Linked DNA regions of Homo sapiens: region 1 is linked to region 2. Evidence: chromatin loops called from intact Hi-C (ENCODE). Cell type or tissue: CD14-positive monocyte. All regions are shown on one strand.

Region 1 (8,000 bases), 66 kb after region 2:
TTGCAGTTGTTTGTACTGCAAACAACTGCCTGGTAACATTAAGCAAATCTATCTCTTGCTCTGGTATTTCAGCTTAGATGTGTCTTCTCTGGTGTAACCTCAGTTGGGAACAAAATAAAACACTCCTTATATGCTAGTAACAAATTGTGCCTATGAAAATGATGTTTAACTGTCCTGAAGAGAGAAGACTTTGATCATTAAAGAAGACTTTCCAAACACAGGATGAAGGAGATGACAGAATAGGTAAAGTCAATCTCTGAAGATATAATGTTATGATAGTTTCCCTAAGAGTGAGGCTAGAGAGTTTCAGAATGACAAAACATTATTTCTTTTTTGCACCTATTTCAAATTAAAAGTGAGGTTTTTAAATAGCTATGTTATTGGAAATTAAACAATGGACTGGTAGATTAGAAATGACCAAAAACTAATGTTACATGTTTATTTCCACCCCCATGGGATGGATCTCCAGTTATCCCCTGAAGAGATGAATCTCTAGCTATCCCCTGAAGAGATGGAAATCTCCATTGTCCAGCTGGGTTCTTGCAATGGGGAAATGCCTAGTGGAGGATGCTCTTGTTCAACAGTTATTGAACATGTATTAGGTGCCAGGCATTGGTCTATGTGTATTTTTATATATATTTACATAACTTTATATATATTTCTACAAGTGAAGAAACTGAGGTCTAAATATATCAAGTACAATGCCCTCAGGCATGATGTCCAGTAAGTAAGCAAGGATCAGGGCAGAAAGGCTGGCCTGCCTCTATTTTTCTTAGATATGTAGAGGTTAGGAGGCAGATTAGTTTTGCCAGGATGCAGCCACCACAGCTGCCATTCAGCAGCTATGCCACTCAGCAGCTATGCCACTGGACCACAGCCATTGTGTCACTACCTCTGTGAATCTCTCTTCATCTCTCACTTGTCTGTGTGTGATTTGCTCAAGATTCAAAGTCCTGGACAGGAGAATCCTTTGTGATCCTCATCCCCGTCTCTGACCACTTGGTGCCTCCAAGGCATAAGCATCTCCAAGTTTCTGCTGGAGCAACTGGCTCTCTACTCAGAGGCTCTCACTCTGCTCACACTTAGGTGACATCTTCCTACACCTGCTAGATCATGAATTCCTCTGCCATTTACTGTTTTCCAAAATCTCTTGATATCTTTTTCTGCTAAGGTCCCTTCTTCCAATCTCTTTGTGAGTCTACATTATTTTGATGCATTTGTGATCATTTGAGTAAGTGTTAGGAAGGAGAATACATAATGAGTATATTCAATCTGTTGACTTTAACTGGAATTCTGTGATGGAATATTCATTCTCAAATGGAAGCAACACTTCACGCTGCTTCCCAGCAAGCAGCTCCAGGTCAATGTTTAACTGCCTCCAGTACCCCCCTCTCATTAGAAGAAACTCATATACACCCTGGCTAGGTCCACATTGGCACCTTGGTGCCATTCTACTAGCTATTTAGCAGCTGGCTTGAGGAATATATTCTCAGCTCTAGTTCTAGGCTATGACTTAGATAGGAAGTAAGCAGACATTTTATCTCCATTCAAATACCCTGGAAGAGCCCCTGGAATACAACAAGTGAGTTAATTCCTCTTTTTTTTTTTTTTTTGATCACGTACGAGGTCTGTTACTATTATTATTTGTGCATTTGTTCAACATACATGACTGACCATCCATGTGCCAGGTGATCTTCTAGATGCAAAGGACATTACAAGGAATGTGAAAATTACAGCCTCAGCTACTGATTTTTTAAAGCCTTGCATAATGATAGTAATGGTGAAATAGGAGGAAAGGGACCAGGTTTTCTTACCCCTGAATCACACAAGCTGGTGTGTGTATGTGCATGCCTTCGCAAGAGATATTCCTCTCCTTTTTTTTTTTTTTTTTGAGACAGTCTTGCTCTGTTGCCCAGGCTGGAGTTAAGTGGCGCTATCTCGCTCACTGCAAGCTCCGCATTCCAGCTTCAAGCAATTCTCGTGCCTCAGCCTCCCAAGTCGCTGGAAATACAGATGTGCACCACCATGCCTAGCTAGTTTTTGTATATTTAGTGGAGATGGTGTTTTGCCATGTTTGCCAGGCTGGTCTCGAACTCCTCGCCTCAAGTAATCCACCTGCCTCGGCCTCCCAGAGTGTTGGGATTATAGGTGTGAGCCGCCGTGTCCATCCCTTCTTTTAATTCTTGTCCCTCATCTTTCTTCCTTTAACCCCATCTATCTCTGGCGTCCCCACAACCTTCCCTTTCTCCTTATAATCACAACCCCTTCCCACAGAAATACAGATAGCCTCCAACTTAATGATGGTTTGACTTAAATTTTTTTGACTTTATGATGGGCTTATGCCAGTATTAAATGCATTCTTGACTTCTTATGATGTGTTATAGGAATATGGCCCCATTGTAAGTCCAAGAGCCTCTGTAACCAGCTCATGCCTGTCTCAGCTTTTTCGGTCCCCTCAGCTTTCCTAGCCTTCCACGTTGGATGCCAACTGCTTTTGTCCTCCTTCAAGTGATAGTTGCTCCACTGGGAGAAGGGATAACTTGAGTCCACAAGGGTGAGAGCTTGTCTCTGGGAGCTTGGCGGTGGGGAGGCGGGGGTGGAGAGGGGAGTGGTGGGCAGCATCAAAAAGATACTACCACACTGGGTTTCCCCTGGGTTACCTAAAATCAAGCACATCTCACCACCTCCAGGATTAATTTCTTTCAGAAACTCTCTGTTCTAACCTGTATGACATAAACCATTTTCTCCTACTCATTTTGACACTCTTACTAGCAGAATTAAATACCCTGGACTTATTATGCTAAAAGAGCATTCTCCCACCTTGCCTCTGAGATAGTTTATCAGACACCTCATTGTTATTTGACAATAAAGAATATCTTGTCCAAGTCGTACTTCCCTAAACCCTGGAGGCAGAGGGGAAGTCTCAGTTCATTCAGTCACAATGATAAGACTTAAAATGTAATCCCTTTGTGTGGTTCATCAACGAGATTAGATGATATTTTTTGGAACAGAAAACATTTCTAGCATAAAATTTCTGGGAATAAAGAATTTTCTAGAAAATGGATGTCTTATTGTCTACCTTTCTACAGAAATGAAGTAGACAATTACTTTTGTATTTTTAATGTTGAATTCTTTTTAAGGAACAATAAAAGGCAGAAAATAAGCCAGTCTCTTGTTTGAGTAGTCCTAGATTCTTTTAGGAAATTTCTTTAGCCAAGAGCTTCTTTGTAAATGAAAACTGAGAACCAAAGTTTGGCATATTATTAAACTTTTCCTCAAACATCAAATGAACAAGTAATCTGTGCCACACTTAGAATCAACTAATAGACATAAAGTGATTTACAGTCCCCAATAATTTTGACACTTGTTTAATAGCTCACTAATTTTGATGCCAGCCTTCTTTAAGAACTGAAATGAAAACTATTCCTGTTAAAAGAGTCAGTATGTTCAGGCAGAAGCAGTGTGGCATAGGAGTTAAGAGAGCATGTTCTAGGTCTGGGCTGTTTACATTGGCAGACTGCTCTGCCAGTTACTAGCAGAGTGACTATGCTTCCTCTGCCTTAGTTTCCCCATCTGTAGATGCAACATAATATGGTACTTCATCTCACAAGGTTGTGCAGAGTATCATTTCCGTTTTCTTATTTTAGCATGTCTGTACCAGGCACTGTTTTAAGATCTTTCAGGTATTATCTTGTTTAGTTCTGATAACTCTGTAAGCTATGTTCTACGATTACCTGTTAAACCACAGAGAGGTTAAATAACTTAATTTAGTTAACACATGCAACATGCTTAAGACAGTGCCCAAGTAGATAGCAAATGCTCAATTTCAGCCATTATAGATCAATATTCTATCTATCCCTCTGTCATAGCAGGTTCTTGGCTACAATTATCTGTGTCCTTCAGACAAGGATCTGTAGCGCAGCAATGGCGCAATGCCTGGCATATAGTAGATATTCAGTAAATGACGTTTAAATTGCAACTAATGAATGTTTCCTTCTTTTCATGATCTATAAATCCTTTTCAAAACACAAAATGTAGTTTAAAAAGAAAACGTGGACCATCAGTTATTCCCCAACCGTTTGTCCCAACTCAGGCAACCCAGTTCCATTCCCATTCCCACTCCCCACTAAGCCTTGAGTGCAAGGATGCCCACCTTCACCCTCTTCTTTCTGGTTTTACCTTGAGGATTCGAGAACGGAAGTCAGGCGGAAGGACTCAGTTTCTACGAAGACAAAGGGCATGTTGTAAAGCATCCACTAGGGGGCGCATTATCAACAGGGCAGAGAAGGCCAACAAGATGGTTGAAAACGAAGTTTCTGCAAAGGACGTGAACCTTGATGGGAAAATTTTCATTACTCTCATCCTTGGCTTGACAGATGAACACATTGCACTTTTCTCAGTCAGCTTTTACACAAAGGTCTAAATTTTGTCCAAGGGGGAAGTGATCTAAAACAGGGAGTCGGAGGTCCCTTGCCTATTGAGAGAGGTCCCAGCTTGCCACTGCCCTGAGGGAGAGTACAGCGCAGCCAATGACTCTGCTGCCCAGACCAGACTTTGTAGTTCTGAGTTGCTGTGCCTCCAAGCCCAGTGAAAGGGATTGAGAGAGTGGAAGAGAAGTAAAGTGTGGCCAAGACAACTTGCCCTGGAAGTGCAGCCAGCAAAACCCATTGAGGTTTGGAAGAGAGATGCTGTCCTTATTGAGACGCTTTTGAGTTTACTTTATACTTATTATGATTTAAATATCTGCTATATGCATAGACAGTCCTTATTAAATAGCTACTAACTTTCTTTCAGAACAATTGTTTGAAATCTTACTCTTCTTTGCATCCCTCTGACAGTTTACCCCTCTGACAGCTTTTCTTCACATTTCTCTCTTCATTTCTTAATGAGATTTAAAGAATCCTAGAAGAGGCGAAAATAAAAAGTAAATCTCTCACTGAACTCTAGTAACCCAAGCTGAAATTTGAAGCCCTTAGCCTTTATTATTGAAAACCTGTCTCTCCACTTCTGCATGGGTGAGTTCCCAAGGTCAAGGATCTTCAGAATCTCCAGAGCTAGGCCCTTGAAATTTCAATCTCATTTCTTCTCTCTCCCTATCTAGGGGTCACCTTGAAGGTTGGCTCTGGCAGAGCCTTTGTGTTATAGATGTTGGCAATAATAAACCTGCATATTCCACCCTTCCCCAGAAAACAGGAGTGGGAATCTCTTCTTCTTTTTGATACTATTTGGAAATCTTAGGGTGGGAGAGGGTAGGCTTTTCAGACCCCAGTGCTTAAAAGGGTTTGGGAGAGGTTCAGAAATTTTTGGAACACCTCTGACTTCTCCCAAATCATGGTTCATATTCTTTCTAGACCCCTACTGTGTATTCACACAAAAGTGATTAAGATAGCAGAAATGAGGGAAGGAAACCTATATGCGTCTACTATATTCCATCATTTTACAGATATTATCTCATTTAACCCCCCAGCATTCTTTCCGGTAGAGATTATTATTCCTGCTTTACCGATGAGGAAACCGAGGCACAGAACTGTTCAATAATTCGTGTAAGGTTATACATAAGTAAATGGCAGAGGTTGAATTTGAACTGAGAGTCTTGTTTTAAATATCACCTTTTAAAAGCTAAACCTTAGCCTCCTCTTCTGAGGTTTATTATTCCTCTTTCGGGAGAGAGGAAGGAGGAAGTGGTTTAGACAAGACTTCTGGAAAACAGTAGTCACCACGTAATGAGATCAGCAGTCTGGAAGCCTAATGGGGCAGGATTGAGGAGCCGGGTTATGGGCGGCCCTGACAGGCAAACTACTGGTGTTCAAGACCAGGTGTCAACACAGGCAAGAAATGGGGCTTGAGGCCAGGATGCCCAGCCAGACTTTCTTCTCCACTGAGCCTTTGCCCCGGGCATCACAGCAAAAATCACATTTACACATGACTGATTCTTCCCTTTCCAATAAGCACAGCATCTATGAAGTTGTTTATGGTTTCCTAAATTAATTCCATTGCCAATGTGGTCTAAATGGTGAGTGTACTCATCCCCAAATCTTTTCAGTGGTTTCTGAAAGCCTCCTTTGGCTCCACCAGGCACAGGGAGCTCTGGAATACTGACCTGGTTTGCAACATTTGGAGATGATGTCTTAACTTCAGCAAATTCAGTTTACCAAACTTCTGACAATAGACAATTCAGGCATGTTAAGCCAGAGACTTTGGAGAGAGCTGAGCTCTATCCCTGGTTCTACCACTTTCTACTTACCTGGTTTGGGGGACCATAATGAATTTCTCCGTACCCTCACACCTCATCATATAGTAGAACAGACAGGTTCATGGGCGGATTAATGAAATTGCAAAGTAAGAACTACAATGACATATGGACAAGGTAAGAGTTATACCCACAGAGGGGAAAATGAGCTCATCCTGGATAGGGGTGGGGCAAGACAACTTCCTGGAGGTGACGATCAAAGCCTTGGGTGGATGCCCAACTTTGGTTAACCTACAGCCACAACCTAGATGGCCAAGATTTAATCAACGAATGCCAGTTATTAGCTTCCTGGACTCCCTGCTTGTTAGCCTTGCTTTGAAAGCAAAAACCTTTCAACTAAAATTGAAGGGCTTTCTTCATGGGGAGCTTCAGATTCTGAAATAATCTGTCTCCAGCCACTGTAAGTTAATAGCAATTCACACTTAAAAGTTGGTTAGAGTTCAGAACATTGGAGGAAATGGTGAAGGAAGAAGTTAAGTACCTACTGTGCATATGTGGGTGATGGCAGGTAGGAATTAATATTTTTGAGGACCTAATATACCCCAGCACTGACACGTACTTGTTAAATTTAATCCTCATAGCCACCCTATGAAGGTTTTACTGTCTCTTTACTGACTCAAAATATTTAAGATGTGTGAACAGAGTTTCACAGTTAAGTAAGTGGTAGAATCAGTATTAAAACCCAAAATTTGTCTGATCCCAAAGCTCATGCTGTTTCTACCATACCAAGCAATCTCCCAAACACATTTACACATGACTTTGCTCCTTCCTTTTCCAATAAGCATGGGGTTTATAAAGTTGTTCATGGTTTTCTAAGTTAATGCCATTGCCAATATGGCTCAAATGGTGAGTGTATTTTAAGCATAAACATGAGAGGTGCCCTTGAGCACAAGAATCTTTCAACATGTCTATCGTAGATCTTGATCACACTAATGGCCCTGATAATTGGCTTTTTTGTAACCATATTTTTTGCAGTGTGACTTTGCAGCTTCTCCCATTAGGAGATAGAATCTATTTCCCTTCTTTTAAAATCTGGGCTGCTCTCGTAACTTGATTGGTCAATAGAATATGGTGGAATGACAGAGCACCAGTTCTGAGCCTAGGCCTCAAGAGGACCTGTGAGCATGTGCTCTTACTTGGAACCCTGTCAGGCCTGGACCAGCCAGCTGGAGGCATGTAAGAGTCAGATGGAAAAAGACCCCAATCATCCCAGATGAAGCTGTCCGAAATCAGACAGCTTCTAGCTGACCTGTTTGTTAATCACACACACAAATGCATGAGTCCCGTCATGCTCAAGTGAGCCCTGCCAAGATCAGCAGAAGTACTCAGTTAACTGGTGGATGCATAAGAAATAAATACATGCTTGTTATTTTAAGCGACTAATTTTGGAACAGTTTTTAATGCATCAGTAGTTAATGAATACAACAAAAAATAATTTTCTTTTTAATTAGAGGTCAATAAAAGCAAAACATTGATTGTTTTAATTATTAGTCAGTACTCCAACTTTAAGTGTTCTCTAGACCTGCTGTACAGCTGTCATCTTGGGATCTCCCTTTATCATCATTTTAAGAACTCCCTCTACTTTGTTTTCTGAAACTCATGTCCTCTCCTCTCTTGGTAACTCCCTTGTTTTGATGGAGTACATCCTTTGGGAGTTGCCTGTGAATGGGTGAGCAGGTTTGGAGACTATGATTACCTAAAATCTCTTTATTCCATCCTTATACTTAATTTGCAGCTTAACTAAGTTAGA
Region 2 (8,000 bases):
AGGCACAGATATGCAGAAGCTGAAAAGTACTTATAATGTTCAGAAAAGAAAAAGGAGGCTGTGTGAGGCCAGTGTGGAGGTATAGTGAGTGGAGGAAGGTAAACTCAGCTCAGGCATGACTTGGTGGGCCAGGGGAAGCTAAGGATATAGATAGGGTTATAGGTAGCCACACTTACCTATAGACTGTATGCAGACAAGAAGAAAGTTGAGTAGGTCAGTTTATGGTTTTGCAGGTTTTATGATGAGACATGATGGTGGCTTAGGGACAGGGAGACTGGAATTAGCACCTGCTATGCTTTGGATGTCTGTCCCTTCCAAAATTCATGCTGAAATTTAGTTGCCATTATAACAATATTGATAAGTGGACCCTTTGGGAGGTGATTAGGCCATGAGGTCTCTGCTTTCATGGATGGGATTAATGCTGCTATAAAAGAATGAGTTTGGCTCCTTTGTGCCTCTCTTTGCCTTTCTACCTTCCTCCATATAATGATGCAGCAAGAAGGCTCTTGCCCGATGCTGATATCTTCATTGTGTACTTCCCAGTCTCCAGAATGGTGAAAAAATAAATTTCTGTTTATCATAAATTATCCAGTCTTAGGTATTCTGTCGTAGCAGCACAAAACAGACTAAAACAGCACTTACATGGAGTTGTGCAACCGAACAGCTTCTGTGAATCAGGAACTCAGGCAGAGAACTCGGCCTGCGTTCGTGTTCCTATCTCCTCAGCTTCAACTTACATCACTGGCCTTTGCTATTTGAAATCTGGATTTCTGGAGTCAAACATAACTCATCTCGAATCCTGCTTCAGCAACTAACTAGCAAGCTGCCCTTGAGTCGAAGGGCTACTGTTGACCTAAGACGTAATGGATGTAAAATAGGTAGCAGCTGGCCTCCTGCCTGATCCTGACAGCCACCATTCATTTAGATCCATGAGTATTTCTCTTTTAAACCAAACGTAGGCTTCTTTAGCATCCTTAGGATAGGTTGACAGTTGGCTTTGGTTCCCTTTTCTTTCCTGGGAGCATGACTCTGCTGTTCACATAAGCTTCTCTTGTGATCCTCCCTGCATTCTCTTCACACCAATGTTGCCCAGATGAAGGGGCCACATTGAGGGGAGAAGTGGGCTGCCTGTTCTCCCCTCACACAGCAGGCCCTAGGCTTCCTCTCTCCCTGCACGAGTACATGTGGCCAGGCTAGAACAGAGAGCACCCTGCCTCACCTCAGAGAACACTGACCTCCCTTCCCATCCATTTTAAATAACTGGCAGTTCAGCATTGCTTCCTATGGGAACCAGCACAGTAGGATTGGGTCCCTATAGCTTAACATACAGCACAGACTGTGGAAATAACTCAATGGAGGTGAGGTCATCTGAGTTGACATCCCAGTTCTGCCCATAACTCCATGACGTCCAACAAGTCACTTGACTTTCCCGTACATCTTCTTCCGTATCTATTCGGGGTTCAGCCATCTGTTACCTACTACATGCCAGCACTGACAATCTAGGATTCTGCATTGAGTTCTATTTTAATGCCCCTGGAGGTGGTGTTTTTTAAGCTCAGATGTGGATTTTTATAGCACTCTGCATGTAGGGTGCCTGGCACCTTTAAAAATAGGACCACTGCCATGGATGTCGAGGAATAGCGGGAGAGGTTCCTTGTGAGTCATCTGACAGAGACACTTGGGGAACATTGAGAAAGGCTTGGCATCACTGCTCAGAAGGAGTGGCTGTCTTCCCACCTTGAATTTGGATCTGAAATATAAGCAAATGCTCCTGCCATGGTGGCTGCTGGCAGCTGGCACTCTTGGTGCCCAGATGGAGATTTCCAGCTGAGCCTGGCTCTAGAAGGAGCCCAAACTGAGGCAGCCTGTGATACCCCTGTCCAGTGGGGACCAGGTAGAGGGGAAAACAGGTGGATCATGAGTTGCTGATCTGACCCCTGCCAAGGCTTCCTATTCTTAACCAGATCCAGGGCCCATCACAACTGGAAGGACCATCACAACTGGAAGGACCATCTAACTGGGTCTCACAATTGGGAAGAGCATCCAAGTTAGACATTTCATACTGTTTCTGAGCTACAATCATAGGAGTGAAAGAAGACATTTATCCCCCAAGTTTAAGCCTGTGTCCTATTATTGACTACAGTACTTATAGTACATTTGCAAATTATTTTCATACATTCTATATTTATGAAATTGTGTCATTTGAAGCAACATGGATAAGACTGGCGGTCGTTATCTTAGGTGAAATAAGCCAGGCACAAAAAGACAGATATTGCATTTCTCATTTATATGTGGGAGCTAAAATATTTGAACACATGGAAAAATAGTGGAAAAATAGATAACAGAGGCTAGGAAGGGTGAGTGGGGGGAAAGGGGAAGGACGAAGGGAAGTAGCTTAAAGGGTACAAACATACAGAAAGATAGAAGGAATTCATTCAATGTTTGATAGCAGAGTTGGATGACTGTACTTAAAAAATGCATTGTACTCAGATGTTAGACACCTTAAATGCCCTGATTTGATCATCACACATTGTATACATTAAAAAATTTATCATGTACCCCATAAATTTGCACAAATAAAAAATTGTGTAATTATCTGTGATTAGGACAATTGTATCTCACTGTGTATAATAAAACACCACTTTGTAAATATAGACATATAAAATATTCTCCAGTTTTCATAACCTTGTTTTGGCATTTCTTAATTATTGTTAACCTGTTGGGAACCTTAAAATATATGAGTAGCCAATCTTTTTTTTTTTCACCTTATAGGCCAAATCTCAGCTCTATGCCTTTTTTCCCTCACTCTGTTAGATTCAAACAGTGACGAAGAAAGTCCTGGTTGCACCACCGCCGGACGAGGAGGCCAACGCAACCAGCGCTGTTGTCTCTCTGTTGAACGAGACTGTGACTGAGGTGCCGGAGGAGACTAAGATGGTTATCAAGAAGGGCCTGGAGTTCAAGGATGGGATGAACGTCTTAGGTAGGCCAGCTGGTGGTCCGGGATTCTGCTTCCCTGGCAATGGCTGGGCTATCCTGCACTCCCTTTTCAGAAAACTGATGACTCAGCTGTCCTCTAGGTGGAGCAGGAGGCTCTCTCTGGGGAGCAATTTGAGGGTCACTGGGACTGAGAGCTGAGCGATTTAAGGAAGAGAGAGAAGGGCAGAGGAGACCATAAGGGGACAGGGCAGCAAGAAGCTGGGTATGGGAAAAAAGGAGGGAGCTCACCGTCATTGGGCACATTCCCTGACTCTCTGTGTGGTGTTAGAAAGTCACTTTCTCTGACTCTCTGTGTTATTAAGTGACACATCCATTGCTTTCGTTTCTTAAGCATTTTTTAAAAGCTGCCCCCATGTACTGGTGCTGTGCTAGGTGCGGGGGCTGGACCACCACAGCCCTTAGTCTGCAAACAAATGCAATGCTACCAGGATTGTAAAGTGTTGGAGTAGGTACCAAGGGAGCTTTACAGATTATCTTGTTATCTTGTTTTACTTTCTGGGATCCCAGTGAGCCCTTTCTCCTAGCCCAGTACCTTCTTAGCATGCCATCCTAGAGGTTTTTGGGCTCTGCAGTTGGGCAGACCTGGGTTTGGATCCAGTATGGGCCACTTACTGGTTATCTGACCCTGGGCAAGTTACTCCATTTCTCTGAGCCTCATTTGTAAAATGGAAATAGGATTGGCATCTATTTTGTAGATTACTGTGAGGATGAAATGTGATTGTGCATATAGGGCACAGTAGCACATGCCATGTGCTCTCTCCGTATGAGCTGTGATCATTATTCAAAGTGGGTGGAGAGCTGAGGAGTTCAGTAAGAAAATACCTCCATGAGGGACAGAGGTTTATTACCATGTGAGCGGCTCTAGTCTGCCCAGTTTGCTCCCCTCCCACTCAGTGGGTCCACTCCCTTCCGTAACCTCCATCCATCACTAGAATGGTGTCCCCGAGACAGGAAATAGGGGCATTTGGCCAAAACCTGGGAGAAATGGTGAATCTGGATGGATGAAGTATGTTTATTTATCCAAGCACAATTTCTAAAGGTTTGGATGACAGCTACTTAGAGATGAATGAGCTCAGTAGTCCTTTCACGTTGTCATCTGAAAGATCACATGGCCTTGTCTCCTTAGTTGGGTTGTCAGATAAAATACAGAATGCCTGGATAAATTTGAATTTTAGATAAAAAGCAAATAGTTTTTTAGTGTAAGTCACAAATATTGCATGGGACATAATAATACTAAAAAAAAAGTATTCATTTTTTACCTGAAATTCAAAAAGTAATTGAGTGTCATGTTTGTTTGTTTGTTCCAAATTTGGTAAGCCTACTCCTTAGCCATCTAGAATGGTAGAGAGAAAGAGGAGAGAGAGGGAGCAGAATTGCACAGTCACTGAGAAGCAGAAGCAGATCTTTTTTGTTTGGCTTGGCAGGAAGCAGGTTGGATGAGTGAGAGTGAGGGAAGAGATGAGCTGACTAGGTTGCTGGGCAATGGAAGATCAATAAACATTGTTTAACAACCAGTGGGAGGTGAGAGGTGGAAGGAGCGAGGAGTAGGAAGGAGAGTTCCTCTGGGGAGATTTTGCAAATATCCCCAGCACCCACCACCGAGCAGCTCTTCTCCCTCACTGTCCAGCTATCTATGTTCCTTTCAGGTCCTTCCTAACTCCCCCATGGTCTTTTCTGGTGGGTCATAACTTAAAACACCCAACCCCCTTTTGTCAAAGTGTTCCTCAGTCTTCTCCATACTCAGGAGGAGCTTGAGGCCATGAACAATGGGGCCAGGGCTTTGGAGTGAATCATTCAAAGACTTTCCTGGTTGTTTCCAGAGTCTTGGTGGATTCTGGGAAGTCACAGGACCTTTGGCTCTACTGGGGAGTTTCAACACAACTCACTACTCTGTAACCCCAGCGGCCAAGTCCAAGAGGGTTTTGTTCAGATGCAACACCCCCGTTCCAGTGAGCAATTTCAATTAGGCAATGTTTACAAAGAAAAATTACAAGCTGAATACGGTTTCCATCCAAGTGCAGATCAAGGCTCTGGAAAGCCAAGGGAAGTTAGACTGTTGAGAAACTTCCCATTTACAAATCATGGCTGAAATAAGGTTCTTTCCACGGTCTTCTGAGGGTGGAGATAGTGGCTTTTTTATTTGTTTGTTTTGCTGTCTTTCTGTTTTTTGGCTTTGGAAAGTCCCGAGGATTAAGCACTTGCAATAAGTGAAGATACAACCCCAGCTCTTGCCTCCCACTTCTTTAAGGAACCATTTCTCTCCTAAAAAACCTCCAGAAACAATTCTGGTCTCCACCCTCTCCCAACTGCTTAAATCAACTCCAACTGTTCCTTTAAAAACCTATCTCTCATAGATATGGCCAGTTTCTGCTGACACTGAATGGAGCTTTTTTTATTCCAGTTCTTTGGGACCTTGATACCTCGGGCATTTTCTCTTAATTTCAAATGAAATTAACCAAGTAATATGAGCTATTCTCAGCCAGAATATTCAGATTGATTCTCTTTGACCTCCCACGTAGCAGACTCCTCTCCATGGGCTTGAGAGAAGGACTTGGGAATGGCCTGAAATTGATTTTGTACATTACTGCGGAACTAGTTCCCTCTGTCCTGGATCTAATCTTCCCTAAGCCTTTGTCTTTCCAGACCAATAACTTACTTGTGAAGTCATTTGTCAAGCTTTCTAGCTGAGAGCAAAAAGAGGAGATACTAAATGTGAAGTATTAGTAACCCCAAGTGCAAGTGATGGATTCTTTTTGCTGAAGATAGAAAGGATCCAGCAAAGGGTAGTTAGACAATCTGGGTTGATATGTGCTTGGTGTAAAGAGGTTAGTGGGTTAGATGACTAGGGAAAGAGTAAAGTCAAAGGTTCAGAGAGAAGGAATTTTGTTATAAGAGAATCAAATTATAATGCTAAAATTTACTGAGTATGGGTTAAGACTTTAGGCATAACTGGACACCATAGGAAACTGGATATAATAGGGAGGGACTGGAAATTAGGACTGCCAAATTGAGCAGGTTAGGTGTGGAGAAGAGGAGGAAAGAGAAGATGGCTCATACTTCAGAGTCAGAGAACAAGTCAGGTGGGGAAGCAAAGTCCTGTAGCCAAGGACATAGCAACACTGATTTATAGAACATGTAAGTAGTAAGAACTGAGACCTCAAGAATGGCAATACTAGATCAGGGGTCAGAGGTCAGGGAGCACATGGGGATTGGAAATTAGAAATCCAGATAGCCCCCAGGCAGTACTGGAAACACCTGTAAGCCGCACAATGTGCCCCAGTCCCTGGATGCGTTGGAGTGAGACTGCAGGCCTGAGCGTGAGGTACCGAGGGAGAGAATGGAAGGGACCAACAGGAGTGGTAGGAAGAGCAAAGCCAGGCCTAGCCTTGGAGGAACTAAAGTGTAGGGCAGATTCCCAGGATCTCAGGCACAGGGGATGAGGTAAAGCCAACACAGAAGTAAGACTCATGGTTGGGTATTGGAGTTGGTCCAAGACCTAGTGCAATGTGATGCTGACATGAAGAGGGCAGAGATGAAGCTCCTTAAATCTTTCCTGGGGTTAGGATTGACCCCAAAGGCTGATGTGAGGCTGGACTTAGATACAAGTCAAGAATGTCAAGTAAAGGAAGAAAAGAGTGGAGGGACTAGGAACTAGCAAAATCTGACAGTGAATCTATATTCTGTCTTTATGATCCTGAAAAAATAAATAAAATTAAAAAAGCATTCTAACCATTTCAATCATGAAAATAATTATGACAAATTCATAAATAACAGATTACATTTAAAAAAACTGGATAAAATGGAATTTCGGATTCCTTATTGTTTTCCCTTTGATTTTTCAGTATTTTTTTCTCCCTGTCATTTTATGTGTGTAGTAATAAAAAATAATTTTACATATAGGATTTTGTAAGAGTGAAACATACCAGCCATGCATTGATTTGGGATAATACCAAAACAAGCTAGATGTAACTCTAGCAAAGAATTTATTGGCTAATTGGCCTCTGCTATTCCAATATTGGCTCCAAAGTTTGTATGATAATCCCCAAGTCCCAACAGGCTTTTCCTCGTTAATCTGTGTAATAAAGGAATCTGCTTACACATGATTTCATAAGTGAGGGGAGGGAAAAGAGAGCACCTTTTAGTTTGGAATGAAAATGAATACATTTTCTTCAAGGACCTAATGCTGCTTACAGTTTAACTTGCTCATGTGGAAAGTGTTCAAGAAATCCAAAATTATCCAGGGGAAAGTTACATTCAGTATCAAATATAATGCTTTGTTCTTTTAATGTCTAATTCATAGGGTAACCAGCAGTGAGAACATGGCTCCATACATTGGGAATGGTAAAGAATGAGGGAGAAAAAGTACATTTTTTGTAATTTGTCCTTCTATGTAATGTGATTCATCCAACAGGTCTGATAGGGTTTTTCATTGCTTTTGGCATCGCTATGGGGAAGATGGGAGATCAGGCCAAGCTGATGGTGGATTTCTTCAACATTTTGAATGAGATTGTAATGAAGTTAGTGATCATGATCATGTGGTAAGTGGCCTTGTTCTTACTTCTTAGCAGTGGGTTGAGAAAGCCTTGGGGTCCCCAGAGGATACTGGAGCTCTCCCTGCAGGAAAAAGTTGGCATGGGCTGATCAAATGTCTTTCCAGAAAGACTTTGAGAAAGGGATGAAAATATCTTTTTTGGAGCTTCCCCTAGAACAAGTGTAGACAAATTATGCCCCTTGGGCCAAATCTAACCTACTCTCTCTTTTATATGGCCAGCGAGTTGAGAATGGGTTGTATATTTTTATGTAACTGTCTTAGTTGGGTTGCCATAACAAAATACCAAAGACTGAGTGGCTTAGAAACAACAGAAATTTCTTTCTTATGGTTCTGGAGGCTGGAAGTTCAAGATCAGGGTGCCAGTATGGTTGGGTCTGATAAGGGGCCTTTTCCAGGTTGCAGACCAACTTCTCATTGTATCCACAGTTAGAAAGATATTTATTTATTT

Evidence for each region. Hi-C counts contacts between places; a loop is a spot of excess contacts. Peaks named below come from ENCODE experiments on the same cell type or tissue, not always from the same donor. Only the 100,000 strongest peaks of a DNase experiment are listed, where the experiment ranks them.
Region 1: it touches region 2 in a loop (2.7-fold over the local background); 8 of 110 quality-filtered maps call a loop at or near these places.

What each region holds. Positions count from the first base shown.
Region 1 is chr11:35,234,574-35,242,573 of GRCh38, reverse strand. No RefSeq gene overlaps it. Among named protein-coding and RNA genes, the nearest start is that of CD44-AS1, 24 kb to the right of the region's middle. RefSeq lists enhancers at 4,393-4,462, 4,473-4,542. In CD14-positive monocyte, CTCF peaks have their summits at 3,974 and 4,180; DNase peaks (open chromatin) are centred at 2,913, 4,263, 5,713 and 6,443; H3K4me3 peaks cover 584 bases; H3K27ac peaks cover 1,346 bases.
Region 2 is chr11:35,301,057-35,309,056 of GRCh38, reverse strand. It overlaps SLC1A2 (solute carrier family 1 member 2), which reads left to right. Exons shown (of 11, transcript NM_004171.4): 5 at 2,815-2,983; 6 at 7,412-7,538. Among named protein-coding and RNA genes, the nearest start is that of SLC1A2-AS1, 23 kb to the right of the region's middle. RefSeq lists an enhancer at 3,255-3,344. In CD14-positive monocyte, CTCF peaks have their summits at 2,866 and 3,094 (motif pointing right); DNase peaks (open chromatin) are centred at 686, 3,106, 4,446 and 5,016; H3K4me3 peaks cover 4,333 bases; H3K27ac peaks cover 6,047 bases.